Regions from separate parts of the Homo sapiens genome. Here region 1 is linked to region 2. A link is a loop called in an ENCODE intact Hi-C map of the cell type or tissue named here. Cell type or tissue: endothelial cell of umbilical vein. All regions are shown on one strand. Links, peaks and the distances in the headings refer to the core of each region. The heading gives the core; the rest is flanking DNA.

The links. Hi-C counts contacts between places; a loop is a spot of excess contacts. Peaks named below come from ENCODE experiments on the same cell type or tissue, not always from the same donor. Only the 100,000 strongest peaks of a DNase experiment are listed, where the experiment ranks them.
Region 1: it touches region 2 in a loop (9-fold over the local background); 3 of 110 quality-filtered maps call a loop at or near these places.

The regions. Positions count from the first base shown.
Region 1 is chr14:22,607,275-22,622,291 of GRCh38, reverse strand. ABHD4 (abhydrolase domain containing 4, N-acyl phospholipase B) reads right to left here. Exons shown (of 7, transcript NM_022060.3): 6 at 12,382-12,568; 7 at 9,329-11,433. The coding sequence ends at 11,344. Among named protein-coding and RNA genes, the nearest start is that of ABHD4, 16 kb to the right of the region's middle. In endothelial cell of umbilical vein, for the core only: no CTCF peak of the experiment used is centred there; a DNase peak (open chromatin) is centred at 7,921; H3K27ac peaks cover 2,887 bases.
Region 2 is chr14:22,691,184-22,707,912 of GRCh38, reverse strand. It overlaps OXA1L-DT (OXA1L divergent transcript), which reads left to right. Exons shown (of 3, transcript XR_001750638.3): 3 at 1,498-3,693. It also overlaps the pseudogene RPL26P2 and the pseudogene OR6E1P. Among named protein-coding and RNA genes, the nearest start is that of OR6J1, 55 kb to the right of the region's middle. In endothelial cell of umbilical vein, for the core only: no CTCF peak of the experiment used is centred there; a DNase peak (open chromatin) is centred at 7,652; H3K27ac peaks cover 1,723 bases.

The sequences.
Region 1 (15,017 bases), core at 4,873-12,872, 86 kb after region 2:
TGTCATGTGATCTCTGCACACTCCAGCTCCCCTTACCCTTCCAGCATGAGTGGAAGCTTCCTGAGGCCCTCACCAGAAGCAGATGCTGATGCCATGCTTCTTGTACAGCCTGCAGAACTGACAGGTTTTCTTTTCTTTATAAATTACCTGGCCTCAGGTATTCCTTTATAGCAGAAGAAACAGACTAAGACACATATATACCAACTAAAATATGTGGTTGCTGAATTATCACAAACTCTCCATTAGGCCTCAGAATATTCCAGGAAGAAGGAGCATCAGCCATCAGTAAGGTGAAGTCTACAGATCTCCTAGGCCTTTAGCAGAGTCACCAACCAAGATAATGGGGTCCTTGTGGGTTGGGGAACAGACTCTGTGCACCTGCTGACATCTGTTAATCCTCCTTAGTATTCTCTCCAGGAATGAGGAAGGTCTTTCCTCCTTAACCCTAGTGAAGAGTGATATTTAGCAGGATGATGACAAAGATCTGTCTAGCATAACAATGCTGAACTTATACTATGAAAAACACTTGGGGTGGAGCCAAGATGGCCGAATATGAACAGCTCCAGTCTACAGCTCCCAGCGTGAGAGACGCAGAAGACGGGTGATTTCCGCATTTCCAACTGAGGTACCAGGTTCATCTCACTGGGGAGTGTTGGATAGTGGGTGCAGGAGAGTGGGTGCAGCGTACCGAGCGTGAGCCGAAGCAGGGCAAGCCATCGCTTCACTTGGGAAGTGCAAGGGGTCAGGGAATTCCCTTTCCTAGTCAAAGAAAGAGGTGACAGACGGCACCTGGAAAATTGGGTCACTCCCACCCTAAAACTGTGCTTTTCCAATGGTCTTAGCAAACTGCACCCCAGGAGATTATATCCCGTGCCTGGCTTGGAGGGTCCTATGCCCACGGAGCCTCACTCATTGCTAGCACAGCAGTCTGAGATCAAACTGCAAGGTGGCAGTGAGGCTGGGGAAGGGGCGCCCGCCATTGCCAAGGCTTGAGTAGGTAAACAAAGTGGCCGGGAAGCTCGATCTGGGTGGAGCCCACCGCAGCTCAAGGAGGCCTGCCTGCCTCTGTAGACTCCACCTCTGAGGGCAAGGCATAGCCAAACAAAAGGCAGCAGAAATCTCTGCAGACTTAAATGTCCCTGTCTGACAGCTTTGAAGAGAGTAGTGGTTCTCCCAGCACGCAGCTAGAGATCTGAGAACAGACAGACTGCCTCTTCAAGTGGGTCCCTGACCCCTGAGTAGCCTAACTGGGAGGCACCCCCCAGTAGGGGCAGACTGACACCTCACACGGCCGGTTAATCCTCTGAGACAAAACTTCCAGAGGAACGATCAGGCAGCAACATTTGCTGTTCACCAATATGTTCTGCAGCCTCCTCTGCTGATACCCAGGCAAACAGGGTCTGGAGTGGACCTCCAGCATACTCCAACAGACATGCAGCTGAGGGTCCTGACTGTTAGAAGGAAAACTAACAAACAGAAAGGACATCCACACCAAAACCCCATCTGTACATCACCATCATCAAAGACCAAAGGTAGATAAAACCACAAAGATGGGAGAAAAACTGGAAACTTTAAAAATCAGAGTGCCTCTCCTCCTCCAAAGGAATGGAGCTCCTCACCAGCAACGGAACAAAGCTGGATGGAGAATGACTTTGACAATTTGAGAGAAGAAGGCTTCAGATGATCAAACTACTCCAAGCTAAAGGAGGAAGTTCAAATCCATCACAAAGAAGTTAAAAACCATGAAAAAAAATTAGACGAATTGCTAACTAGAATGACCAATGCAGAGAATTCCTTAAAGGACCTGATGGAGCTGAAAACCACAGCACGAGAACTACGTGACGAATGCACAAGCCTCAGTAGCCGATTCGATCAACTGGAAGAAAGGGTATCAGTGATGGAAGATGAAACGAATGAAATGATGCAAGAAGAGAAGTTTAGAGAAAAAAGAATAATAAAAAAAAAAAACGAACAAAGCCTCCAAGAAATATGGGACTATGTGAAAAGACCAAATCTACGTCTGATTGGTGTACCTGAAAGTGACGGAGAGAATGGAACCAAGTTGGAAAACACTCTGCAGGATATTATCCAGGAGAACTTCCCCAATCTAGCAAGGCAGGCCAACATTCAAATTCAGGAAATACAGAGAATGCCACAAAGATACTCCTTGAGAAGAGCAACTCCAAGACACATAATTGTCAGATTCACCAAAGTTGAAATGAAGGAAAAAATGTTAAGGGCAGCCAGCGACAAAGGTCGGATTACCTACAAAGGAAAGCCCATCAGACTAACAGCTGATCTCTTGGCAGAAACTCTACAAGCCAGAAGAGAGTGGGGGCCAATATTCAACATTCTTAAAGAAAAGAATTTTCAATCCAGAATTTCATATCCGGCCAAACTAAGCTTCATAAGTGAAGGAGAAATAAAATCCTTTACAGACAAGCAAATGTTGAGAGATTTTGTCACCACCAGGCCTGCCTTAAAAGAGCTCCTGAAGGAAGCACTAAACATGGAAAGGAACAACCGGTACCAGCCACTGCAAAAACATGACAAATTGTAAAGATCATTGAGGCTAGGAAGATACTGCATCAACTAATGAGCAAAATAACCAGCTAACATCATAATGACAAGATCAAATTCACACATAACAATATTAACCTTAAATGTAAATGGGCTAAATGCTACAACTAAAAGACACAGACTGGCAAATTGGATAAAGAGTCAAGACCCATCAGTGTGCTGTATTCAGGAAACCCATCTCATGTGCAGAGACATACATAGGCTCGAAATAAAGGGATGGAGGAAGATCTACCAAGCAAACGGAAAACAAAAAAAGGCAGGGGTTGCAATCCTAGTTTCTGATAAAACAGACTTTAAACCAACAAAGATCAAAAGAGACAAAGAAAGCCATTACATAGTGGTAAAGGGATCAATTCAACAAGAAGAGCTAACTATCCTAAATATATATGCACCCAATACAAGAGCACCCAGATTCATAAAGCAAGTCCTTAGAGACCTACAAAGAGACTTAGACTCCCATACAATAATAATGGGAGACTTTAACACCCCACTGTCAACATTAGACAGATCAATGAGACAGAAAATTAACAAGGATATCCAGGAATTGAACTCAGCTCTGCACCAAGTGGACCTAATAGATATCTACAGAACTCTCCACCCCAAATCAACAGAAAATACATTCTTTTCAGCACCACATCACACCTATTCCAAAACTGACCACATAGTTGGAAGTAAAGCACTCCTCAGCAAATGTAAAAGAACAGAAATTATAACAAACTGTCTCTCAGACCACAGTGCAATCAAACTAGAACTCAGGATTAAGAAACTCACTCAAAACTGCTCAACTACATGGAAACTGAACAACCTGCTCCTGAATGACTACTGGGTTCATAATGAAATGAAGGCAGAAATAAAGATGTTCTTTGAAACCAACGAGAACAAAGACACAACATACCAGAATCTCTGGGACACATTCAAAGCAGTGTGTAGAGGGAAATTTATAGCACTAAATGCCCACAAGAGAAAGCAGGAAAGATCTAAAATTGACACTCTAACATCACAATTAAAAGAACTAGAGAAGCAAGAGCAAACACATTCAAAAGCTAGCAGAAGGCAAGAAATAACTAAGATCAGAGCAGAACTGAAGGAAATAGAGACACAAAAAACCCTTCAAAAAATCAATGAATCCAGGAGCTGGTTTTTTGAAAAGATCAATAAAATTGATAGACCGCTAGCAAGACTAATAAAGAAGAAAAGAGAGAAGAATTAAATAGACACAATAAAAAATGATAAAGGGGATATCACCAGCGATCCCACAGAAATACAAACTACCATCAGAGAATACTATAAACACCTCTATGCAAATAAACTAGAAAATCTAGAAGAGATGGATAAATTCCTGGACACATACACCCTCCCAAGACTAACCCAGGAAGAAGTTGAATCTCTGATAGACCAATAACAGGGTCTGAAATTGAGGCAATAATAGCTTACCAACCAAAAAAAGTCCAGGACCAGATGGATTCACAGCTGAATTCTACCAGAGGTACAAGGAGGAGCTGGTACCATTCCTTCTGAAACTATTCCAATCAATAGAAAAAGAGGGAATCCTCCCTAACTCATTTTATGAGGCCAGCATCATCCTGATACCAAAGCCTGCCAGAGACACAACAAAAAAAGAGAATTTTAGACCAACATCCCTGATGAACATCGATGCAAAAATCCTCAATAAAATCCTGGCAAACCGAATCCAGCAGCACATCAAAAAATTTATCCACCATGATCAAGGGGGCTTCATCCCTGGGATGCAAGGTTGGTTCAACATACACATATCAATAAATGTAATCCAGCATATAAAGAGAACCAACGACAAAAACCACTTGATTATCTCAATAGATGCAGAAAAGGCCTTTGACAAAATTCAACAACACTTCATGCTAAAAACTCTCAATAAATTAGGTATTGATGGGACGTGTCTCAAAATAATAAGAGCTATCTATGACGAACCCACAGCCAGTATCATAATGAATGGGCAAAAACTGGAAGCATTCCCTTTGAAAACTGGCACAAGACAGGGATGCCCTCTCTCACCACTCCTATTCAACATAGTGTTGGAAGTTCTGGCCAGGGCAATCAGGCAGGAGAAGGAAATAAAGGGTATTCAATTAGGAAAAGAGGAAGTCAAATTGTCCGTGTTTGCAGATTACGTGATTGTATATCTAGAAAACCCCATCGTCTCAGCCCAAAATCTCCTTAAGCTGATAGGCAACTTCAGCAAAGTCTCAGGATACAAAATCAATGTGCAAAAATCACAAGCATTCCTATACACCAATAACAGACAGAAAGCCAAATCATGAGTGAACTCCCATTCACAATTGCTTAAAAGAGAATAAAATACCTAGGAATCCAGCTTACAAGGGACGTGAAGGACTTCTTCAAGGAGAACTATAAACCATTGCTCAATGAAATAAAAGAGGATACAAACAAATGTAAGAACATTCCATGCTCATGGGTAGGAAGAATCAATATCGTGAAAATGGCCATACTGCCCAAGGTAATTTATAGATTCAATGCCATCCCCATCAAGCTACCAATGACTTTCTTCACAGAATTGGAAAAAATTACCTTAAAGTTCATATGGAAGCAAAAAAGAGCCCTCATTGTCAAGTCAATCCTAAGCCAAAAGAACAAAGCTGGAGGCATCATGCTACCTGACTTCAAACTATACTACAAGGCTACAGTAACCAAAACAGCACGGTACTGGTACCAAAATAGAGACATAGACCAATGTAACAGAATAGAGCCCTCAGAAATAATGCCGCATATCTACAACCATCTGATCTTTGACAAACCTGACAAAAACAAGAAATGGGGAAAGGATTCCCTATTTAATAAATGGTGCTGGGAAAACTGGCTAGCCGTATGTAGAAAGCTGAAACCGGATCCCTTCCTTACACCTTATACAAAAATTAATTCAAGATGGATTAAAGACTTAAATGTTAGACCTAAAACCATAAAAACCTGAGAAGAAAACCTAGGCAACACCATTCAGGACATAGGCCTGGGCAAGGACTTCATGTCTAAAACACCAAAAGCAATGGCAACAAAAGCCAAAATTGACAAATGGGATCTAATTAAACTAAAGAGCTTCTGCACAGCAAAAGAAACTATCATCAGAGTGAACAGGCAACCTACAGAATTGGAGAAAATTTTTGCAATCTACTCATCTGACAAAGGGCTAATATCCAGAATCTACAATGAACTCAAACAAATTTACAAGAAAAAAAACAAACAACCCCATCAAAAAGTGGGTGAAGGATATGAACTTCTGAAAAGAAGACAATTTATGCAGCCAAAAGACACGTGAAAAAATGCTCATCATCACTGGCCATCAGAGAAATGCAAATCAAAACCACAGTGAGATACCATCTCACACCAGTTAGAATGGCGATCATTAAAAAGTCAGGAAACAACAGGTGCTGGAGAGGATGTGGAGAAATAGGAACACTTTTACAGTGTTGGTGGGACTGTAAACTAGTTCAAGCATTGTGGAAGTCGGTGTGGCGATTCCTCAGGGATCTAGAACTAGAAATACCATTCGACCCAGCCATCCCATTACTGGGTATATACCCAAAGGATTATAAAACATGCTGCTATAAAGACACATGCACACGTATGTTTATTGTGGCACTATCACAATAGCAAAGACTTGGAACCAACCCAAATGTCCAACAATGACAGACTGGATTAAGAAAATGTGGCGCATATACACAATGGAGTACTATGCAGCCATGAAAAATGATGAGTTCATGTTGTTTGCAGGGACATGGATGAAGCTGGAAACCATCATTCTCAGCAAACTATCACAAGGACAAAAAACCAAACACTACATGTTCTCAGTCATAGGTAGGCATTGAACAATGAGAACACATGGACACAGGAAGGGGAACATCACACACCAGGGACTGTTGTGGGGTGGGGGGAGGGGGGAGGGATAGCATTAGGAGATATACCTAATGTTAAATGACAAGTTAATGGGTGCAGCACACCAACATGGCACACGTATACATATGTAACAAACCTGCACGTTGTGCACATGTACCCTAAAACTTAAAGTATAAAAAAGAAAAGTCAATATTATTATTATTATTATTTTGAGACAGAGTCTCGCTCTGTCGCCCAGGCTGGAGTGCAGTGGTGTGACCTCGGCTCACTGCAGCCTCGGCCTCCCGGGTTCAAGCGATTCTCCTGCCTCAGCCTCCCGAGTAGCTGGGACTACAGGTGCCTGCCACCACGCCCAGCTAATTTTTGTATTTTTATTAGTGATGGGGTTTCACCATGTTGGCTGGGCCGGTCTTGAACTCCTGACTTAGTGACCTGCCCGCCTTGGCCTCCCAAAGTGTTGGGATTACAGGCGTGAGCCACCGCGCCCAGCAAAAAACCGTCAATATTATAATAGCGAGAGGAGAATGTTTATCTTGAGATATTTCACCAGGATGGGGTTGAGACAGACCCTCAGAATCTCAAGTGGCTTTCTTGCTTCTGCCAGATAGACCAGGACCCTGAGGAAGGACAGAAAAGGAAGGGAGACTGAGAGAAAGGACCCTCCAGACCTCATCCGAGGACTCTGTATGAATTGAAAAGTCACAAAATGAGAAAAAATCTTGTGCACCATTCATTGGACATTGTGTTTGTTATCAGTTAAGAGTAGGAGTCTTAGGCTGGGCGCGGTGGCTCACATCTGTAATCCTAGCACTTTGGGAGGCCAAGGTGGGTGGACCACCTGAGGTCAGGAGTTCGAGACCAGCCTGACCAATATGGTGAAACCCCATCTCTACTAAAAATACAAAAATTAGCTGGGCATGGTGGCGGGTGCCTGTGGTCCCAGTTACTCAGGAGGCTGAGGCAGGAGAATTGCTTGAACCTGGGAGGCAGAGGTTGCAGCGAGCCGAGACTGCACCATTGCATTCCAGCCTGGGCAACAGAGTGAAAAAAAAAAAAAAAAAAAAAAGAGTAGGAGTCTTTTCTATCTGGCCATGAACTGTACCTGCAGGGTCATGGATCAGAATGGAAAGAGGTACTCATCAAGATTTCACCACCGTTTTGGCAATGAAACCAGACTACATTTTTAGCACACATACTTTGGTGTCTATACCGAGGAGGAAGTTAAATTTAGCACATTTTCTGCTAGTCGCTGAATACTGCAGTACCACCTGGGTCTTAAGTTGAGTCACAGTCCTTTTAATGTCTGTCTGTGGAATCTCTCCTTTTAAACTGCTAGGCATTTGAGGAGCCTGGATTTATGGTTCAAACTGTCACCATAAATCCTTAGTGCCCACCCAGAAACTGTGCTGATTGGGTAGAATGTTCATAGTAATTTCTTAGTCCCACCTAGTGGAATGTTAGGAATGTTCCTGTCAGATGGGGTGTGTGTCTGCGTGCTGGCTTGTGCCCATGCGTGCAGACCATGTAGTATAAACAGGGGACTCTGGGTGACCTTTCTCAGACTCTTCTTGCGTCTGCTCCTGAAGAATGTGTTTGCCTCGTGTTGAGTTGGAAAAAGCAGATCAGCATGTTGTGCTACCTCCAAAAAAAAAAAGTGATTCTGGAGCAAGCAGAATGAACTCTCAGGGGCACAGGCCCTACTCTACCCAGCCTTCTGGGTCAAATGTCAGAGACAGAGTCCCTTAGACCAGTTCCTGCAGACACAGGGCACCAGAATCTCCTAGGAATGTGTTTAAATGTAGATTTCACGGTCAGACTCCATTCAGGTTAACCAGATCAAACTCTAGGGAATACAGCTCAGGAATCTATATTTAAAAAAAAATACCCCCAGGTTGTTTTGTTATGTGACTGGGTTTGGTAACCACTGCCTCACTTGGCCCGTTCTTCAAGAGGGTGGTAGGGTCATGCAGTGTTGATATTAAGTCTTTTAGATTTTACCATCTAAGCATCTTTTGCATTTTTCCCCTCTCTGTGTCCATTAGCCCCTAGCCAAGTCCAAACTACCATCAGCTCTGGCCTGGACCACTGCAGCAGCCTCAAAGTTCTCATCCCCCTCTCATCTGAACTCCACAGAGCAGCCAGAATGGCTCTTTCAATCTCAGGCTGATTTTGTCACACTCCCTACCCCACCCTGACCCCCATTCATTTCCTTCCATTGCTTTTTAGAATGAACACAACATTCTTCATGTGGCCAGAGGATCTGCTGAGCTGGTCCCTACTGATCTCACCAGACTTCTCTCCCAGCCACCTGCCTTTGCAGTCGCCCCTCTCTCCAGACAGTCCTTCCCCTTTCCCTGGTCCTGCCTTCAGGCACAGCTGCCATCACTTCTGCAGGAGGTTTTCTCAATTCTCACGGGTAGCACTTTAGCAATTTTACATTGATTTACATAATATTTTGACTAGGTGCATCTCTTTGAGTGAACTGGAATTTCTCACAAAGGCAGACACTCTCTGTTTCTTCACTATTGCAGCCCTAGTGGTTGGCATGTAGTAAGCTCTATATACCTGCCTTCTCCTCCCTATAAAAATCCTCAGAGAAGACACAGGGTCCTGAGATGGATCAGAACTTTGTAATTATATTCAGGAGGAGTTCTGTCTATTCATTCATCATGACATGTGTAGTATCATGTGCTTTTTTTTTAAAATTTAGGTTTAATACATTTTCAATCAGCCTATGCACATGGAATATGCGCCATTTAGAACCGTGGAATTCTGGGCCCAGCTGGACTCAGCCAGCACAGAGCAAGCACTGTTAGTAATGATTTGAACACTTTTTTGAATACTTGGTATATCTCACTTCCCGTGGCATGATGAAAACAAACATTTATTGAACACGAACTATGTGCTAGATGTACCCTTTGTCTTTATGTTGCTTATGGTCTGGGGAGGAAAGAGACGCTAAACAAGTAACCACAAGTTTATAAGTTTTACAAAAGGGGCAGATGATATGCCACAGAGATGCAGAACAGAGGGGTCCGAGTCTAGTTTAGGGAATCAGGGGAAGGCATCTCTGCATAAGGAATATTTGAGCTGAGATCCAGAGGATGAGAGGAAGTTAGAGCAGGATGCAGGGAGCAGTACATGTGTGGGCTTCCCTTGAACTTAGGAAGAAAGGGTGTCTAATGGGCAGCAGGAAGTACTAAGTTCCACCTCTCTACTGTGAACTGGGGCTTGCCCCATCCACACTGTGGATCTCGACTCCTCATTTGTCATGAGTGGTTGGCTGAGAGGGCCTGTGCTGACCTGGACTCTGGGCTGGGTCTAGCGGGCAAACGCCACACTAAAAGGAGAAGGAGTCGTGGGTAGGCAGGCAACCCTCAGGACTCCCTTCTCTCAGGCATCACACAGGCTGTTGCGAATTCAGCACCACCAGTGATCAGAGCAATTTTAAACATCATCCCCACCGGTAATTTTTACTCGTTTCTTTATTAATATAGAAAAGGAGCCCAGGGCAGCTGGACCAGTAGTACAAAGCACCAGGAGTTAATACCATTCTGGTGAAGGGGATGGTTTTACAAAAGTGAAGGAGCAGGCAGGAGCCACCAGGTTCTGAGGCCAGGCCCAGCCTACTGCCCAGAACCCCTGAAACGGCTCCCTGGGAAAAAGCTGACAGATGGGTCAGGGGTGGATTGAGCTGGAAACCATGGGGACAGATGGCAGGGATAGAGGGTCATGCAGTGGGAACCACCCAGTGGCTGATAAGGACAGGGAACTTGTGGCTGGAGGCTCCCCATTGGGCCATGGGCAGGGGCTTGCAGATGGCCTCAGCTCTGGGGGCAGGTAGAGAAACTGCAGAGACTGATGGGCATGGAGAACCCAGACATGGCCCTGGGGCTGAAGGGCCTTTCCACCCTCTCTTCACCAGGAGCCACCTTTGCTCTATACTACATATGGGGCTTCAGGGCCCAAGGCACAGGGGAGGCTCAGAGGCCTCCAGTTGGGAGGAAGATGGGGCAAGGAAGGAAGCACTTGAGTGTCCCTAGCTTAGGCAGCCGGGGATGAGACACAGGCAGGACAACAGCACCCCCGCATAGTGGGGCTAGAATGTGGGACAGGGACGGGCTTATCCTCGGCCAGTGACTAGGACCAGCCCCATGGCAATGGTGCCTGTCTCCAGCCTTAGCAAATCAAGTGTGCAACAAGCACAGGGTGTCGGCAGACCTGGGCTCTAGCCTTACAAGCTCTGCCAGAACTTGAATCACACAGAGCTGTATCACCATGGTCCAGCCATGTCCTGCCTTGGCCTGTTTCCTCCTCTGTCAATGAGGGCTTTGAATAAGACCTCCTAGGTCATGAAAAGGACTCTGCAGGTGAAGGGAACTCCAGGACCTGCTCTTGGCAGTTAAGCAGACCCTGGATGGAACTGGTATGGGATGGGGTGAAGTGGGGGATGGAGGAGGAAGGTGTTCTTGCATGGAACCTATCCCCACAAACACTACAGAGTGAGGAAAGGCCACTGGAAGCCCTTCTTTGCCCAGAGGAAGAAAGGCCACAGAGAGAGTGAATGTGGCTTGGTGCAATCCCTTCACATCCTCCACCATCTGGGTAACACTTGGCAAGGAGTGGATGGGTGGCATTGTGCAACCCTTTATGTTCTTCCCTGGGGGTGGCACTCAAGGCCTCTTGTGGCTTCTGCCTTCAGCCTTCAGTGTAGGGTCAAGAGTGTTCTTTTCACTGTCGTCCTGTTCTGGGAACAGCACAAGACTCTGCCTGGCTGGCACATGTTAGTTGGTGAGGAAAGGACAGAGTGGGTGAGTAAGCAGACAGGGAGGTAAGAGTGACTCTCTGGCTTTCTCCTCTTCCTCTTCAGAGAGCAGCTCAATCAACTGAGTCGCAGATCTCCTCCACCACAGCATTGAAGATGTGTGGCTGGTCAGCATAGACATGGTGGGAGGCACCCTTAATCTCCTGTGGAGAGAGAACCCGCAGGGGTGGGATGGCCTTTTATTCCTGGTGCTGGGAAGCCTTCACGCTATTTCTTTTCCCCTTAGACTTGCTTGCCTGCCACCCACGAGCTCTTATCAGAGATAATGCTCCACCTTTCTCGCTTGGATCTTGGTATTTTCCTTTGACAGCCAATGCTTTCCCATTCTACTTACTTGATAAACATTCACTGTGTCTTTCCTTCTGTGTTAGCCCCACCACTGATCTGCTCATTTAATCCAAAGGTCCAGTAAACCTGGGCCCATGGTTGGCACCCAGCCTCATTAAGCACACTCATTGGCACATGGCGGAGAGGGGTAAGAAAAAAGGGGAGGAGGTGTGGTGGGGAAGCTTCATGGCAGCCTCTACTATTCACTCTACTGCCCATGGCTCTGGTTTTGGGGTAGAAACTACATGGGGGCTGGAGTAGCAGCAGGTGCCTGGCTGCTAGACAAGAACCAGCCTTTTAGCTGAACTGGGCTAAAAGCAGGAAGCCCCTAATGAAGGTAGTACAATACGAGCACTTTGGGAGGCCAAGGTGGGCGGATCACGTGAGGTCAGGAGTTCGAGACCAGCCTGACCAACATGGAGAAACCTCGTCTCTACTAAAAATACAAAATTAGCTGGGCGTGGTGGCGCATGCTAATAATCCCAGCTACTCGGGAGGCTGAGGCAGAAGAATCGCTTGAACCCGGGAGGCGGAGGTTGCAGTGAGCCGAGATTGTACCATTGCCCTCCAGCCTGGGCAACAATAGCGAGACTCCATCACGAAAAAAAAAAGATATTCCAAAGAGAGTTTCCAAACTTCTCAAATCTACTGCTCTATCTCAGTCTGTCCATTCCTCTTTCTCCTTGATCACCCTTCTCTACCCCAAGGCTGAGAGGTGATTGACTCTCAGTCATCATTTCCACTCCTTGGGTGGTGCAACATACCATGTCTCGGACATAGGAATCCGGCCGCTGCATCTTCACCTTTTTTCCCGTACTGGTATCTATCCAGGTGTCGGACCCGTAGATCATAGTGATAGGCACATCTTTTCGAATCAAGTGAATTCGCTCCAGCATAGGGCGCCGGGCCCAGCCAAAGGACTCCATCATGGCTTTGAATGCTGTCTCACCACTGTCAAAAGCAAAACAGCAATAAACTTCACAGCAGAATATGTCAACTTGTTGGTCTCTTCAGAGACTGAGGCAGAATCTTAGTCACCTTTGTATTCCTGTCAAAGCCCCACACTGGGCTCATTAAATATTGGTAAGATTAGGGGAAGACCAAAATTCCAGAGGCCTCCCATCACAGAAGAGTTCGGAGGAACACTTGTGAAAAACCCCATGGCAGTACGAACTGTCCAAGAATCTGAGAATGAAATGGGTTATTATTGACTCAACAAATATTCTGTCATGCCCTGGACTGGGAAAGGGGACATATGAACAAGAAAGGCAGGATGCTGTCCCTCCTGGAGCTCACACACTTTAGCTCATGTGTTAGGGAGGTAGGCATTAAGTAACTAATCATATGATTAATTGTTATTTAATTTAAAATTTCTTGGGCTGGGCACGGTGGCTCACACCTGTAATCCCAGCACTTTGGGAGGCCGAGGCGGGCGGATCATTTGAGGTCAGGGGTTTAAGACCAGCCTGGCCAACATGGTGAGACCCTGTCTCTACTAAAAATACAAAAATTAGCGGGGCGTGGTGGTGCGCTTCTGTAATCCCAGCTACTCAGGAGGCTGAGGTAGGAGAATTGCTTGAGCCTGGGAGACAGAGGTTGCAGTGAGCCAAGATCACGCCACTGCACTCTAGCCTGGGTGACAGAGCGAGACTCTGTCTCAAAAAAACAAACGAACAGCCAGGCATGGAGGCTCATGCCTATAATCCCAGCACTTTGGGAGGCTGATGCGGGCAGATCACCTGAGGTCGGGAGTTCGAGACCAGCCTGGCCAACATGGTGAAACCCATCTCTACTAAAAATACAAAATTAGCCAGGCATGGTGGTGCATGCCAGCAATCCCAGCTACTTGGGAGGCTGAGGCAGGAGAATCGCTTGAACCTGGGAGGCAGAGGTTGCAGTGAGCCGAGATCGTGCCATTGCACTCCAGCCTGGGCAATGAGCAAACCTCCATCTCAAAAACAAACAAACAAACAAACAAAAAACAACTTAAAATTTCCCAAGAAGGATGAAAAGGTGGTCGAGTGCTATGAAAACACAGACTGGGGATTTAGCCTGTTGGGGGTCTAGAGACATGGTCAGAAGTTCATCTGAGGTGAACGCTTAAAAGTGAGTACTATAGTAGTAAAAAGGGCTTCCTGAGAAGACTCTGGAATTAAAAATCAGTCTTCCAAGGGCTGGGGGAGCAGCAGTTTCTGTTAAGCAAGAAACAACAAATGCCAATGTAATCTATTTCACTCCCCGGTCATTTGCTCAGGTAGAATGAATTGAGGCCGTATCATGAGGTGTCCACAAGGCTGGGGCAGAGCCAGCTTTCTGGGGCTGGTCTGCAGCTTCTGCTAGAGATAGGGCAGGTTGGGGACACTGCTGCCTCCTAGGCTTGGCCTGTTTAGTACCATCAGATCTCCATTCTCTTTTACATGTACAGATGAAAGGGAACCTGAGTTCTGCCCAGGCCATCAGAAATAAATTTTTCCTTAAGATACTGCAGCACGGCAGAAAAAGCATGGAATTTGGAGTCAAATGAATTCAAATCCTCAGCTGTGTTTTCTTAGCAAGTCATGTAACCAGAATATACTTTAGTTTCCTCATCTATAAATGTAGAGTATTATACCTACTTCACTAGGACATCATTAGGAAAATAAAAATATATACAAAGCCCCTAAGTTTAGGTGAGATGAAGTAGATACCCTCAAACATGTTGGTCAAATTTCATGTTTTCCAAGGAAATGATAAGAGTTACCATGAGCTTGTCAGGGTTACAAAGTCAAAAAACTCAGGGAGTTACAAAATTGAGTGACGGTGTTTGGGGGTGAGGGAGCTGGTTGTCACTGATGTCACCTTTGCTTCCTCTGGGATGTGAATGAATTATAAACTTATATACTCTGTGGCTTAGGTTGGGAGGACATTGTACAGAACTAGGTCTGGGATGGGGAAAGTTCTGGGGAAAGGGCTAGGGCTGGGCCTGTGGGGCCTCAGGTGGGTATGAGACAGGCACTGAGCCCATGGGGGCTGAGAGAAGGGCCAACGGCAGGAAGACAGGGGAACCTGATTTGACTGCTGAGCTGGGAGTTTCTATACTACTGTTTGATCAGGGTTCTTCAATTAGCTGAGCTCATGTGGAATGCTGGACAGACAGCTCACACACTGCCCAACAGCTGTTGGGGTTTGAGGTTAATGTTCAGACAGTATTGCTGGAATGCAAATCTCTGCCTTTCTCATGGCTTTGGGCTCCCAACAAGTGACTTGGACAGCCCTAGAAAGGAGTAGGGCAGTAAGCTTGCCTTTGCTGAGATACCTCCCAGCAGCTCGGGGTGTCACCAACATGGCCTCGTGGTATCAGCCAGTCACAGGGCACTTCCACATAAGAGGATTACCTCCCTGACTGCCCTGCCATCCACGG
Region 2 (16,729 bases), core at 4,271-12,270:
TCCACCTGTGATATTGTTTATAATGTTCAGTGGGGAGAGGATGATATTACTCCCCATAGTGCAGGAGGTGTACACCCACCTGTGATATTGTTCCTAATTTCCAGGGGGCGAGAGGATAATACTACTTCCCACATTGCAGCGTGTGTACATCCCCTGTGATATTGTTTGTAATATTTAGGGGAGGAGAGGATGACATTACTCCCCATATCACAGGGGATGCACACTTCCCTGTGATATTGTTCATAATATCCAGGGAGGGAGAGGATGATATTTCTGCCCATATCACATGGGGTGTACACCCCCTTGTGATATTGTTCGTAATATCTAGGGAGGGAGAGGATGATATTACTCCCCATATCGCATGGGGTGTACACCCCCTTGTGATGTTGTTCGTAATATCCAGGGGAAGAGAGGATGATATTTCTCCCTGTATCACAGGGGGTGTGCACCCCCTTGTGATATTGTTTGTAATATCCAGAAGGGGAGAGAATGATATTACTCTCCATATCGCTGGGAGTGTACATTCCCTTGTGATATAGTTCCTAATATCCATCGGGGGAGAGGATGATATTACCTCCAGGATCGCCTGAGGTTGGGAGTTTGACACCATCCTGGCCAACATGGTGAAACCCTGTCTCTACCAAAAATACAAAAATTAGCCGGGCGTGCTGGCACGTGCCTGTAATCCCAGTTACTCGGGAGGCTGAGGCAAGAGTATCACTTGAACCCGGGAGGTGGAGGTTGCAGTGAGCCGCGATCGTGCCACTGCACTGCAGCCTGGGCGACAGAGCAAGACTCTGTCTCAACAACAACAACAACAACAACAACAAAGAGATTTTATAATAAACCTCCATGTATCAATGTAGCCATCATCTAGCTTTAACAATGACCAAGTCATACCGGTTTCACCTAGACCACCACCAACTCCCCTCCTCCTTTTATTATTCTGAAGCAAATCCCAGACATCATATCATTTTCTCTGTAAATATTTTAGCATTTATTAAAACAAGAGTAATTTTTAAAGTATAAATTTACTTTTAAAAACTGAAAATGCTTCCTTAATTATTAAGAGCTGTTATTTTTATTTTTATTGTTTTAACTATTAACATGATTGGACATCTTTTAATTTATTTATTGGCTCTTTAAATTTGCTTTTTTCTGAAGTGTCTATGCATATCCTTATCTCATTTATCTATTAGATAATAGATAATTCGTCTTTGTAAATTATGGATAATAACCCTTTATTTGTAATACATATTCTCCACTCCACCCTCTTCCTATATACTCATTCAAACCTGTTCATGTAGTTATTTTTCCTTGATCCCTGATGAAATCCAGGACAAGTCTAGTGATTTTTCTGGTCACTCCTACATAATTTTAAAAGTCCTCTATTAACTATCAGTCCATAGAATAGTGTTAGTAAACTGTCCAATTCTATGTAATTATTAAAATTTGGAACTTCATTTAAAGTTAAAACTTACTCTTTCCTCCACCTAGAGCTTGTTTCAGGCAAGACATCAGAGAGAAACGGTGTGTGTTGTTGGCTTTATCTGTCTTGACTCTGCAAGCACATCTACCCGTTACCTGTGGCTTCTCCCTCCCTCAGGGCTATGTGGATGTGAGAGAGGTGACAGGTAGGAGATGGAGAACCAAGAGGAAGTGGAAGGTTGCACAGACAAAGGTGCTAACAGTGGTAGTGGTAAGAAATAGTAGGGTTCTGTATATATTTTGAAGGTATAACCCACAGAATTTGCTAATGGATTGGTTGTAGGATATTGGAGAAAGAAGGGAGTCAAAGATTACATATTTTTGGGTTTTTATTGATCTGAGATCTGTATTTTTTATTGTGGTGAAAAATATATGACATAAAATGTATTATATTAAGCATTTTTAATTATTCAGTTAAATGGCACTAAGTAAATTCACATTGTTGAGCAATCATCACCAGTATCTATCTCCAGAACTTTTTTATCATCCAAAACTGAAACTCTGGGCATGCGCAGATCACCTGAGGTCAGGAGTTCAAGACCAGCCTGGCCATCATGGTGAAACCACGTCTCTACTAAAACTACAAAAATTAGCCGGGCATGGTGGTAGGTGCCTGTAATTTCAGCTACTCAGGAGGCTGAGGCACAAGAATCTCTTGACCCCGGGAAGCAGAGGTTGCAGTGAGCCGAGATCTTTTCTTCTCCCATGCACTCCAGCCTGGGAGATAGAGTGAGACTGTATCTTAAAAAAATAATAATAAATTGAGACCAAACTGAAACTCTACACCCATTAAACAATAAATCCTCCATTCCTCCTTGGCCTGGGCCCTGGTAACCACCGTTCTACTTTCTATCTCTGAATTTGACTATTCTAGGTACCTCATATAAGTATAGTTATACATTATTTGTCCTTCTGTGATTGGCTTATTTCACATAGCATAATGTTTTCTAGGCTCATCTATGATTTAATATTTGTTTATTACAGACAGTGTGCATCAAAATTTCATTGCTTTTAAGGCTAAGTAATATTCCATTGTATGTATATGCCACATTTTATTTTTCCATTCATCTGTTGTTGGACATTTTTTTAAACCACCTTTTGGCTATTGTGAATAATGATGCTGTGAACACGGGTGTATAAAGATCTGTTCAACTCCCTGCCTTCCATTCTTTTGGGTATATTCACAGAAGTAAAATTGCTGGATTTTATGGCACATCTATGTTTAATTGTTTTAGGAACCACCATCCTGTTTTCCACAGTGACTGTACCACTTTACATTTCCACTAGCAATGTGTATATGCAAGAGTTCTAATTTCTTTACACTTTTTTCCAGTCTTATAAGAAAGTCTAGATGACTTCTGTACCTTCTTTTCTTCTTTCTTTCTCTTTCTCTCTCTCTCTCTTTTTTTTTTTTTGAGACAAGGTCTTGCTCTGTCACCCAGGCTAGAGTGCAGTGGTGCAATCATGGCTCACTGTAGCCTCAAACTCCTGGGCTCAAGCGATTCTCTCACCTCAGCTTCCTGAGTAGCTGGGACTACAGGTACACACCACCATGGCCAGCTAATTTTTGTAGTTTTTTTTGTAGAGATGGGGTCTCACTATGTTGCCCAGTTGTCCAGGCTGGTCTTGAATTCCTGGCCTCAAATGATCCTCCTGTCTTTGCCTTCCAAGGAGTTAGGATTACAGGGATGAGCCACTGTAATCCTAACTCCTTGGAAGTGGCCACTCCACATTCTTGACAACACTTGTTATTTTCTATTTTTTTAATTAAAAAAATAGACTTCCTAATTGGTGTGAAGTGGTATCTCATTGTGGTTTTGATTTGCATTGCCCTAATGATTAAGTGATGTAACACTTTTCGTGTATTTATTGATCATTTGTAGAATTGGGTTGTTTGCTTTTTGTTTTTGAGTTATAGTAGATATGTAACCCGATTTTGAGGTTTTTCTATAGTAATATGTCTAATCAAGTTTTCTATTTCTCCTTAGGTCAGTTGAAAAAAAATTTCTTTTCTGGAAAATCATCCATTTCCTCTTGGTTTTCAAATTGGTTGTTGAAGAGTTACATGTGATATTTTCTTACACATTATCATTTTCTACCCTGAATTCTAGTATTTGCATACTTCATATTGTCTTTGTTTGATTTCAGATTCTTCAAAGGCATAGATTATTATCTACCAGACCATACATTTACTTGAACATGACTTCTGTGTAACAATCACTTTGGAAGAATTAATGTTAATTGATTTGGTTACGGTAGGTAACGGGTAGATGTGCTTGCAGAGTCAAGACAGATAAAGCCAACAACACACACCGTTTCTCTCTGATGTCTTGCCTGAAACAAGCTCTAGGTGGAGGAAAGAGTAAGTTTTAACTTTAAATGAAGTTCCAAATTTTAATAATTACATAGAATTGGACAGTTTACTAACACTATTCTATGGACTGATAGTTAATAGAGGACTTTTAAAATTATGTAGGAGTGACCAGAAAAATCACTAGACTTGTATTTAACTTTAACATTTAAAATAACATTTTGAATATAAAATCTTCAAAAATGCTTTTGTTGATAACTGGTATAAAATAAAATAAAAAAGGGAGTGGGAAAGTAGGATTATAATTGGAAGAAAGGAAGGAATATTTATTGAGGACCAGACACTATGTAAGCAATTTTACATAGAAAATCTCATTTGACTTTTATTACAATTCTTTGAAATGGCCATTGTCATCCTCATTTCATAGATGAGAAAACTGGGGCTCAGAGAGGTAATATAACTAGTAGATGAAAGAGCCTTTATCAGTAAGAATGAGGAATTTCTAGGAATTTAAATACTAAAAGAGCATAAATAGCTTATACGCAAAATGATAAGCAATTAGCTTTAGCATTTTCGATGTCTTGCTAATATATTTCCGTAACAGGATTGTCAGTGTTAAATAAGGACAGTACTAATAGATAACTGTTCTTTCCCCTGAGGACGTTGGAGAAACAGACACAGAGTGATCAATCAGCACACAAGTATTTTTTAACAATCTATATGGTCTATGACAATGGATTGACACTTGAGGCTTATAGTGAGTTATAGAGCTAGTTTCTGCTTTCAGAGAACTTGTATTTTGTTGGAAGCCAGGCAGATACAGATGGAATGAACAGAAATATTCAAATCCACTAATTAATAGTGCCAGAGGGTCCAAAGAGTTTATGCTGAATTGCATAGTGACTGATCCCATAGAAACACATCATGTACAAACATATCATCCGAGCTTTTTCTGAATCGGAAAGGCTCAGTTGTTTCAAGGGGCCTATATTCTCTTAGCTTGTCTGGGGATGCTGAGCTTCAGTTTTTTTTTTACACAGCTTTATATGAGGAGTTTGCTCACCTGCTGCCTAAACACCTGTTTCACCTGTTTGTTCCTCAGGGTGTAGATGAAGGGGTTGAGCATCAGGGTCACCACGGTGTTAAGCAATGCCGCCACCTTGTTCCTGTCTTCCTTCTGGTCACTCTTGCCTGACTGAATGTACATGAAGATGCAGCTGCCATAGAAGAGAGACACGACAATGATGTGGGAGGAGCAGGCGGAGAAGGCTTTCTGCTTCTCTTTGGCTGAGGGGATGTGCAGAATGGCGTGGAGGATGTGGCCATAGCAAGTGGCCGTCATAGACAGAGTGCCCAGTAAGCTGACGTTGGCTATAACAAAACCCAGGAGCTCTATCAGAGTCATGTCTGCACAAATGAGTTTCAAGAGGGGAAAGTTGTCACAGAAGAAATGGTTAATGATGTTGGGGCCACAGAATGGCTGCTGAAGGACAAGAAAACTTGGAATAATGATGAGAAGGAATCCTGTCATCCACTAACAGAGGACTAGCTGGACACAGACCCTTTTGCTCATGATGGTGGCATAATGCAAAGGGTTACATACGGCCACGTACCTGTCAAAGGACATCACCGCCAGGAGGAAGAACTCTGTGGTGCCCAAGAAAAAATAGAGCAAACTTTGCAGGAAGCAGCCTGGGAGGGAATGGTCTTGTATCCTGTGAGGATGTTGGCCAGCACCTTGGGAAAGATGACCGAGGTGAACCAGATCTCCGGGACAGCAAAGTTGCGGAGGAAGTAGTACATGGTGGTGTGGAGGCGCCTGTCCATGAGGGTGATGACCACGATGACCAGATTCCCCAGCAGTGTGAGGAGGTAGGTCAGGAGGAGCCCCAGGAAGATGAGCATCTGCAGCTCACAGGTCTCTGAGAGCCCCAGCAGGACAAACTCGGTGACGGTGGTGTGGTTCCCCATGGCTCCTCTGACCTTTGCTGGGGAGGGCTGATCAAAGGTGTTCAGCATCAAGAATCGTGATGTTGGGGACCTGAGAACAACCTGGAACTGAAAGGAGAGAGGGCTGAAGGTGTACTTTATTTCTGTGAAGGATGTATCTTCCCACCACTGACTACTCAGGCTTATCTGCAGAGCCTCTGGGGTTACCTGTTTCACGTGTGGTTTCTGGTGCATCTGTGTGTTAGACAAGAGTGTGATGATGTGCAAGGTGGCCCAAGAAAGGCTCAGAACCAAAATTTATCCTTTCTTACTTTTCTTAACCAAAACTTTTACTCCTAATTTCTCAATGAATCCCTTTGCCTATACTAATATTACCTGCTTTCAATAACTTTTGTTCTTGTGTTTATACCAATATTGGGTCTTCATCCATAAAGAGTTCATATTCGAGGGTGTTGCTGTTTAAACATTGCCAGAATCTTTGATACCTTTCATTAGTTTTTGGATTGATAAAAAGACTAGAGGAAATCTGTGAGAGAAAAGCACACCTCTCACAAATCAAATAAGGAAAAATCCAAGTAGTATCCACATAAATCAACACTCCTTAATGGGAGTTTGATATTCAACATTCTTAATGACCTGTTGCCAAGGTTCTCCTTTCATTATCTCCTTCCACAAACTCTGAGCTTTGGATATAATAGATTCTTTGCAATATTTTGATTCTTTATCCATTTTCACACAACTGTGTGTTTGCTCATGTCACTCTTTCAGTTTGGAATCATCAGCCTTTCAAGTCCTATTTATCCTTTAAGTCTTTCCTCAATAAATGCTATCTTTTCTATAAAGACTTCTCTTCCAAATAAATGTGTCTTTCCTCTGTACCTCCCATAATTTTATTATATATCATCTTTTTATTGTATTGTTATAGTTGTTTTTCACTTCTTGCTCACTGAGTCAAAAATTTCTCTATTAACCTTTGTATTTTCTGTAGTAATTAGAACAAGTTTCTTGAAATAATCAGCTTTAACAACATTTATTGAATGAGTAAGCCACATCTCAAATGTCTGAGAGATGGATTCGGTGGGTGTTTGACACACAAGTGGTTGAGGACATGTAATTTATGTAGCATTTCCTAGGGGTCAGCAACCTTGCCAGCAGCATGCCAACTCATCTGAAATTGGTCCATCTGAAGAGAGTTTGCTTTTCCTCACGACAAGTTGGAGGCATTGCTCCACAATCATTCTCTGAAGGGAGAGTCTACATCTTTGAGACGGTCTGGAGTTTGAGTGAGTGAGTAGACAGAGGTCTGGTTGGGTTTGCTGGGGAGCTTCCAGCAGCAGAAAACCCAAAAAACAAAAACCTTAGAAAGGTTTTGCCTTCTTTTTAGCACAGGCTACATTATTCTAGGTCATTCCATAAACTACCCTTATCTCTAACTTTTGCTGACAGTTATTAAAGAACACAAAATAGTTGACCAGCCTTTGAGGATATAACTAGGGCTATTTCTCATGGGCTAATTCTAGGCTTCACATTGTCTAGATCCATCAACAATTGGAAAAATAGGTTTTTGTAGCCTCATCATTTTGTTCAAAGATGACCCCAGGTGGCCCATGACAAAAGCAGAATCCAACATGAACATGACACCCAGAAACATCATCAGGAAGTAATAGGATGAGTATTAGAGTATTTTTTAGGCAAGTCCTGGGTGGTACACATTGGGAGAAACATAAGAACAGAGATTAAGGTGATAAAGAGCCAGCTGTGAATGGGACTAGAAGAAAAAGCTCCAGGTTCATGCTGAGTCATGAGCTTAGCACAGATAAATGAAGGCATTGTGACCAGCTAAGGAGATAGCATCTAGCCAGGGCCGCTGATGAACTTTTTTTTCTTCCTGTTTCAAAGCAGAGGTCACTAGTTCTTGGCCTTCCAGAACCAAAGTAAATTAGGCCACTTCCTGAATCCCAGGCATTTCCTCCTTTATTCTACATGCTTGATGAGTGAAGGGGAGACTTGCCCAGCAGTCTGAGAGCCTGGACGTGGCTGCACCATCTACTTCAGACCATTCATTGTTTTTAGGGTCAGTTGTGTAGTGCCCCATGGAAAAGTATGCACGACCTGGAGGTGTGTCCTGCCACGGTAGGAACTCAGGCTCTTTTTTTTTTTTTGCCCAGGCTGGAGTGCAGTGGCACAATCTCGGCTTACTGCAACATCTGCCTCCTGGGTTCAAGTGATTCTCCTGCCTCAGCCTCCCAAGTAGCTGGGACTGCAGGCGTGCCCCACCATGCCCGCCTAATTTTTGTATTTTTAGTAGAGACAAGGTTTCACTATTTTGGCCAGGCTGGTCTCGAACTCCTGGCCTCAGGTGATCCACCCTCCTCAGCCTCCCAAAGTGCTGGGATTACAGGCGTGAGCCACTGTGCCTGGACTTCATGCTCTTTTGAACAGTTCCACTACACCTAGAAGGAGGATGAGATATTCCCCTTCAAAGCAAAAGCATTTGGAGTTTCACCCAGATTCCATGTTGTCCAGAGCTTTGTGTCTTCCAAGAGGACAGTTACACAGAGCACAGCATGGCACAACATTGGGCAGATCAGGCCAGGCAAAGTCCCTCAGTGCAAGTGAGTAATGTAATGGCTCTGACTGAATAAACATTGGCTTACCCACTGCTGTGTTCCAGCATTGACTTGGGTGGGGCTAAAGTTACAAATGAGACCCAGTGCCTGTCCTTGATGTGCCAGACCTTCTGACAAAATATAAAAACAAGTGCCAGCAAGAGAAGGGTTTGAGGAAGCAACTGCTGCTCTGCCAGCCCCTGAAGTGCCAAGATGGAGATTACTTGGCAGGTCCAGGGTCAGGTGTCTACCAGTCCTCCGGGAGACTCCCAATCAGGCCATTCCAAACACACTGCTCACAGGACTACGGGAGATAACTGCTTCTCACGGTTATTTCCTGAGGTTGCAATATTGTCTGTTGGCTCTAAATGCTGGTCCTATACTGTTGGTGTGAGTTCTGTATCTCTCATGAATTTGATGGTATTTTCTAAGAACACCTGTTCTCTTACAAAGCTTCCTGAATGGGCAGTTGCATTCCCTGGTCACTCAGAGAAGAATAGCTTCTTTGGCGCCATCATTCAGCTCAAAGGGTCTGAAGAGTATAGAGTGTTTCAAAATCTTCAATTTTCAGCAAGCTCCTTCTGAAGTAAACATCTTTTGGTGAAGGTAATATCAGGGCTGGAAGATTTGGGTTGCAGTTTTGTTTTCTTAAGGGATCTATTCGTCTCCCTAGTTTGATGGGACTTGGGATCCCCAGAGAGTTAGTCTAATGAGCCCCACTCAGCCTCTTTCCAAGTCTCTTGGCTGTTACTTAGTACAACTTTGCAAACAAAACTTTCTGTTGTTTGTTCAGATCGAGAATAACAACTACTTTTAGTTAAAGTAATAAATCCAGGCTGGGCATGGTGGCTCATGCCTGTAATCCAGCACTTTGGGAGGCTGAGGCAGGGGGACTCACTGGAGGCCACGAGTTTGAGACCACCCTGGCAACATAGAGAGACTCTGTCTCTACAAAAATTAAAAAAAAAAAATCACATTATGCCTCCAAAATAGGGGACTCCTGTGTAACACTAGGCAGTCTTATTGTTCTAGGGATATAAGGAACCATCACAAGTAATGTAGAACTCTGGCCAGTCCTGTCCTGCAGGATCCCTTCCCTCCCAGGGCCGGGACATGGTTGAAGACGGAGTACTGGAGAGAGGGACAAAATGCAAGAAAATGAAAAAGCTGCGATTAAATGTCTTTTTCCTTTGGTTAAAAATATAAAAGCATTTGGTAAAAAGGATCAGAAACCCACGTTCAAGGCATCGTTAAGAAAGTGGGAAAAAAGAATGAAACATACATAGGCTTGATTCTCAACCAGGCTGTACAATTGGGCTCTTCGACAAGGTCTTGGTTATTCAATTTTTAATGCTGTTTATGAGAAAATTAAAGCAGATTTTTAAAGATAGATTTATGTTTTAGATCAGTTTTAGGGTCACGGAGAAATTGAATGGAAGTTATAGAGATTTCCCATATATTCCCTGCACCTACACATGCATAAGCATAAATATATATATTTTTATTTTAAAAATTATACTTATTTATTTATTTTAGAGATAGGGTGTCACTCTGTCACCTAGGCTGGAGTACAGTGGTGCAATCATAGCTCATTGCAGCCTTGAACTCCTAGGCTCCAGTGATCCTCCTGCCTCAGCCTCCCAAGTAGCTGGGATTACAGGTGTGAGCCACCACACTTGGCTAAGCAGATTACTATTATTATCTTTTGAGACGGAATCTCACTCTGTCACCTAGGCTGAAGTGCAGTGGTGCGATCTCTGCTCACTGCAACCTCCACCTCCTGGGTTTAAGCAATTCTCCTGCCCCAGCCTCCTGAGTACAGGCATGCGCCACTACACCTGGCTAATTTTTGTATTTTTAGTAGAGATGGGGTTCCACCATGTTAGTCAGGCTGGTCTTGAACTCCTGACCTCAAGAAACCTGCCCACGTTGACCTCCCAAAGTGCTGGGATTACAGGTGTGAGCCACCAAGCCCAGTCCTCCTAAGCAGACTATTTTTAATGTCATTTTACCACACTATAGAAGCAAGTAATCCTATAATATAGAAAGTTTGGAAACTCTAGTTAAATACATATTTTTAAAAATCCCTCATTCATGACCCCAGCTCAATACATTTAACACTTTAATTTTCCATCAGATTATTTTTCTGATACATTTTTTACATGAGTGTGATTGTATTCTACATGCCTTTACTACTCAAAAAGTGGTATGTACACCAGCAGCATTGGCATTATTTCTGTTAAAAAAAGCAGAATCCCAGGCATCACTTTAGTCCTCCTGAATCAGAATCTCTATTTTAATAAGAACCCTGGGTGATTGCTTAGTATCACATTGTATTTACATATATATTTTTATTCTGCTTTTTTTTTCATTTAAACCAGCAATAGAGGTGTTTTTCATGTAATTAAAGATTTCGCATAAATATAATTTTAAATGCTGGATTTATCATTAGTTTACATAACCATTCCCTTTTCACATTTAAGTTGTTTCCAACTTGTCATTATTAAAGTAGGACTTGGATAAATATCTTTGTATATAAAACATTTTCCATATTTGAGATATTTCCTGAAAACAAATTCTTAGAACTGGAATTACTAGTCCAGAGGACTAGAGGCTGGCAAATGTCTAACAACAGGCTCTCAGGAAAACAAAAGGTGCCTTGATTTGTAGTACTTGCGATTTCTATGGTGTAAATACTTTCATTCTGGCTAATTTTATTTACTTATTTTTTTCCTGAGATTGAGTTTCACTCTTGTTGCCCAGGCTGGAGTGCAGTGGTACACTCTTGGCTCACTGCAACATCTGCCTCCCTGGTTCAAGTGATTCTCCTGCCTCAGCTTCCCAAGCAGCTGGGATTACAGGTGCCTGCCACCACGCCCAGCTAATTTTTGCATTTTTAGTAGAGATGGGGTTTTGCCATGTTGGCCAAGCTGGTCTTGAACTCCTGACCTCAGGTGATCCACCTGCCTCGGCCTCCCAAAGTGCTGGGATTACAGGCATGAGCCACTGCGCCCCACTCTGGCTGCTTTTAAGTACCAATGTGATGTTACTAAATGCAGACCTGGCAAGAAATGTGCATAATCAGCTCTCAAAAGCTGATGGGAGCTGACTCCAGCATACAATCAACACACTCTCAATGCATGGGATGGCATGCCATTATGTCTCTTACATGTATGTTTGTATGTTTGTATGTATGTATTTATTCATTGCCTTCCACCCACTTTCCAAGCTCTCATTCTTTTGCCCTGTAAGAGGTCACTGTAATTGAATTTGCACGTGTCTATGTAAAACATATAAAGTGTATTTTTATTTTATGTAAATATTATATAGTTCTTGTTCTTTTTCTTACTCTTTTTACTCTGCAGTGTACTATGAAGACTTATTGATATGTATACTTTTAGTTTAATGTTTCTAATTGCTGCATTTTATTCCATAGTGTGCATTACCACATTTTATTGATCCATTTTCCCAATGATGGTCATCTGGATTGCCAACAATATCCTGCGACAAGCGTCTTTATAGAAGTAGCCTTATGGATGTGTGGCAATTTCCTGGGATACGTACATGTGAGTAGGATAGCTGGGCTATAAGTTGTATGCATTGACTTGACTAAGCACTGCTAGGATGTATTTATGTCTCTTAGGTGAGCCTACATTCTCCATTGCCTTATTGGTGTAGACAACACTAGAACAGAATTATAGCTGTGTTCCAACTTATAGCTATCATCAATATTCAGTAGTCAATTGATGACATTAGTGGTATTAGGAAATGCATTTATATAAAACAATACACAAGTTTTTAAACCTATATTTTATATTTTACCAATATAGGTCTCAAATTTGGCAGAAAAGCCTAGCAATATCTCTATGAGTAGTGAAAACATTTTGGTACAAGCAAGTGGAGCAAATTCACAGGGTGTGCCTGAGACTGTCAGAGGCTTTCAAGGAATGACCTCATATGGACTCTTGTATCCAATTCAAATCAAATAGGCCAGCTGCAGTGGCTCACACCTGTAATTCCAGCACTTTGGGGGGCTGAGGCAGGCGGATCACCTGAGTTCAGAAGTTCGAGAACAGCCTGACCAACTTAGCGAAACCCTATCTCTACTAAAAATACAAAACTTAGCCAGGCGTGGTGGCAGGTGCCTGTAATCCCAGCTACTTGGGAGATTGAGGCAGAATAATTGCTTTAACCTGGGAAATGGAAGCTGCAGTGAGCCGAGATCACACCACTGCACTCCAGCCTGGGCAACAGAGCAAGACTCTGTCTCAAAAAAAAAAAAATCAAATATATTTGGAGTAATGAGTCCTGTGACATTAGGCAACTTCATTATTAATGATAGACCACCCTTTCCATTTCCAGGGAAGCAAAGAGAAGCTATAAGGAAGGGACATCACAAGGACTGAGTTCATTCACTTCCTGACATCATTCTTTAGTGGTCTTAGATGCTGAACCTTCAAATGCTTTCTTCTTCTTGCTGCTTTTCACATGCACATAAATATGAAAAAGTAGTTTTCTATTTTAAACAATCTTCCTCTTATCCTGAGTCTTCTAAAGTTTACTTCTTTTACTTCTTTTCTCTTCTTTGAGAGCTGGACTTTATTCAATGGTTATTTCGTACTTACTAGGTTTCAGGCACTGGGCTAGGCACCACAAAAACAGTGGTGATTGAACATAGGCTCCTCTGTGGAGCACATAGTTTACTTCTTGGAAAGAGACTTTTAAGTTTACTGTCTTCACCCTTTTACCTTGTATTTGTTATTCATCCCTGGTGTCCTACAGAGTTTTGTCCTTAGGTTTCCCATTCTCTCTTGGTGGTCTCATCTGTGCTTACATCTTCAACTCTTACTTACTCCCGCATTGGTGATTCAATGTATATAATGAACACAGGCATCTCTCTTAAGCCCCAGAAACATCTATCCAACTATTTACTAAAGGTATCCACCTGTGTGCATTAAAGTCAATATGTTGAAAGTGCTCTTCCCTTTTGCGACCATCACTGAAGTGGGAAAAGCCAAAATGAAGTTCAATCCCTTTGTGACTTCTGACCAAAGCAAGAACTGCAAAAGGCATTTCAGTGAACCTTCCCACATTTGCAGGAAGACAATGTCTTCCTCTCTTTCCACAGAGCTGAGATAGAAGTACAACGTTTGATCCATGCCCATCTGAAAGGATGATGAAGTTCAGGTTGTATGAGGACACCATAAAGGTCAGCAAACTGGCAAAGTACTCCAGGTTTACAGGAAGAAATATGTCATCTACATTGAATGGGTGCAGTGGGAAAAGGCTAATGGCACAACTATCCATGTAAGCATTCACCCCAGCAAAGTGGTTACCACTGGGCTAAAACGGGACAAAGACTGCAAAAATGTCCTTGAATGGAAAGGAAAATCTCACCAAGTAGGAAAGGAAAAGGGCAAATACAAGGAAGAAACAATAGAGAAGATGCAGGAATGAAATAATCTAATATACAAGCTTTCATTAAAACTTGAAATGAAAAAGAAAAAAAAGCCAATATGTTGAAAGTAATTGAAGAATGTACCAGAAACCAATAAAAGTAATACTTGTAGGTGGTAGTTTGGGGTGGATAGAGTCAGGGTGGACAGCATGATTCCTTAATATGTATCTTTTCATGTATTTAAAAAATCTGGGGGCTGGGCACAGTGGCTCATGCCTGTAATCCCAGCACTTTGGGAGGCTGAGGCAGGCAGATCTCGAGGTCAGGAGTTTGAGACAAGCCTAGCTAACATGGTGAAACCCCGTCTCTACTAAAAATACATAAATTAGTCGGGCGTGGTGGAGGGTGTCTGTAATCCCAGCTATTCGGGAGGCTGAGGCAGGAGAATTTCTTGAACCCGGGAGGCAGAGGTTGCAGTGAGCTGAGATCATGCCACTGCACTCCAGCCTGGGTGACAGAGCATGACTCCGTCTCGGAGGAGAAAAAAAAAAATCTGGGAAATCCTAGACAGATCAATTAGGCAAGGGAAATAAATAGACATCCAAACAGGAAAAGAAGTCAAATTATCTTTCCTCAGATGATGTTATTCTCCATCTAGAAAACCCTACAGACTCTGCCAAAAGGCTAATGGAACTGATAAATGACTTCAGTAATGTTTCAGGACACAAAATCAATGTACAAAAATCGGTTGCATTTCTATATACCTATAATGTTCAAGCTGAGAGCCAAATCAGAACACAATCCCATTTACAATAGCCACACAAAAAATAAAATACCTAGGAATACATCTAACCAAGGAGGTGAAAGGTCTCTACAAGGAGAACTACAAAACACTGCTCAAAAAAATCACTGATGGCACAAACAAATGGCAAAACGTTCCACACTCATGGATTGGAAGAATAAATATCATTAAAATGACCATAGAACCCAAAGTAATCTATAGGTTCAATGCTATTCTGGTCAATGTCATTTCTCACAGAACTAGAAAAAGCTATTCTAAAATTCATATGGAAGCAAAAAGGGCCCAAATAGCCAAAGCAATCCTAAGCAAAAGGAACAAAGCTGTCAGCACCACATTACCTGACTTCAAAATATACTATAAAGCTACAGTAAGCAAAACAGCATGGTACAGTACAAAAACAGACACATAGACCAATGGAACAGAATAGAGAACCATAAGTAAAGCCACACCCCTACATCCATCTGATCTTCAACAAAGTTGACAAAAATAAGCAATGGGGGAAGAGACTCTCTATTCAATAAAGGGTGCTGGGATAACTGGCTAGCTATATGCAGAAAAATGAAACTGGACTCCTACCTTTTACCATGTACAAAATTAACTCAAGATGGATTAAATATTTAAATATAAGAGCTCAAACTGTAACAATTCTAGAAGAAAACCTAGGAAACATCATTCTGGACATCAGCCTTGGGAATGAATTTATTACTAAGTCCTCAAAAGCAATTGCAACAAAAACAAAAATTGACAGGTGGGATCTAATTAAACTAAAGAGCTTCTGCACAGCAAAAGAAACTATCAACAGACTAAACAGACAACCTACAGAATGGGAGAAACTATTCACAAACTGTGCAGCCAACAAAGATCTAATATCCAGATTCTATAAGAAACTTAATTCAACAAGCAAAAAATAAATAACCCAATTAAAAAATGGGCAAAAGACATGAACAGTCACTTCTCCAAAGAAGACTTTCAAGCAGCCAACAAACATGAAAAAATGCTCAATATCACTAATTATCAGAGAAATTCAGATCAAAACCACAAAGAGATACTATCTCATACCAGTCAGAAAGGCTATATTAAAAAGCCAAAAAACAACAGATGCTGGTGAGGCTGCAGAGAAAATGGAACACTTACACACTGTTGGTAAGAATGTAAATTAGTTCAGTCACTGTGGAAAGTTTTTTAAAGATTTCTCAAAGAACTTATAACAGAACTACCATTCAACCCAGCAATCCCATTACTGGGTATATATCCAAGAGAAAATAAACTGTTTTACCAAAAAGACATGTGCTTGCATGTTCATTGCAGCACTACTCACAATAGCAAGGACATGGAGTCAACCTAGGTGCCCACTGACAGTGGATTGGATAAAGAAAATATGGTACCTATATAACAAAGAATGCTATGCAGCCATTAAAAAGAATGAAATCATAGTTTTCTGCAGCAACATGTATGCAACTGAAGGGCATTATCCTAAGTGAATTAAAGCAGAAACAGAAAACCAAATATCGCATGATCTCGCTTATATGTAGAAGCTAAATATTGGGTACACATGGACAAAAAGATGGAAAAAATAGACACTGGGGACTACAAGATAGGGGAGGTAGGGAGTGGGGGAGAGGGTGGAAAAACTACCTATCAGGTACTATGCTCACTACCTGGGTGCTGGGTTCAGTCATACCCCAAACCTTAGCACCATACAATTCACCCATGTAACAAACCTGCATGTGTTATGAAAGTTATCACATTCTCTTGGGCTCCCACGCCTTTGCATATGCTGTTCTTCCTACTTGAAATGTTTTCCCGACCTTGGCCAAAAGCAGGTTGAGTTTTCCATTGGAAAACTTTTCTAAGTACTTCCCCCTTCCCTCCACCCAATCATACTTCTCTTGTCTATAAATAGTTCTGATATTGCACTAAATACTGTATCATCACTTCTGTTTTTTTCTTTGTATCCGCCTACTAACAATGTGACCCTGGACACATCCTGACAGCAGGAATTTAATCACATTTTTCTTTGTATTTCCAGCATCTGGCACAAGTACTTATATGGTGACATCATATAGATTGAAATGTTAACCATGATTTTGTTTTGATAAGCCACTGTGTGGAAAACCATGATTTTTTATGAGTATTTCTTATTCCTCTCAATTTGGGTAGGTAGACTGGGA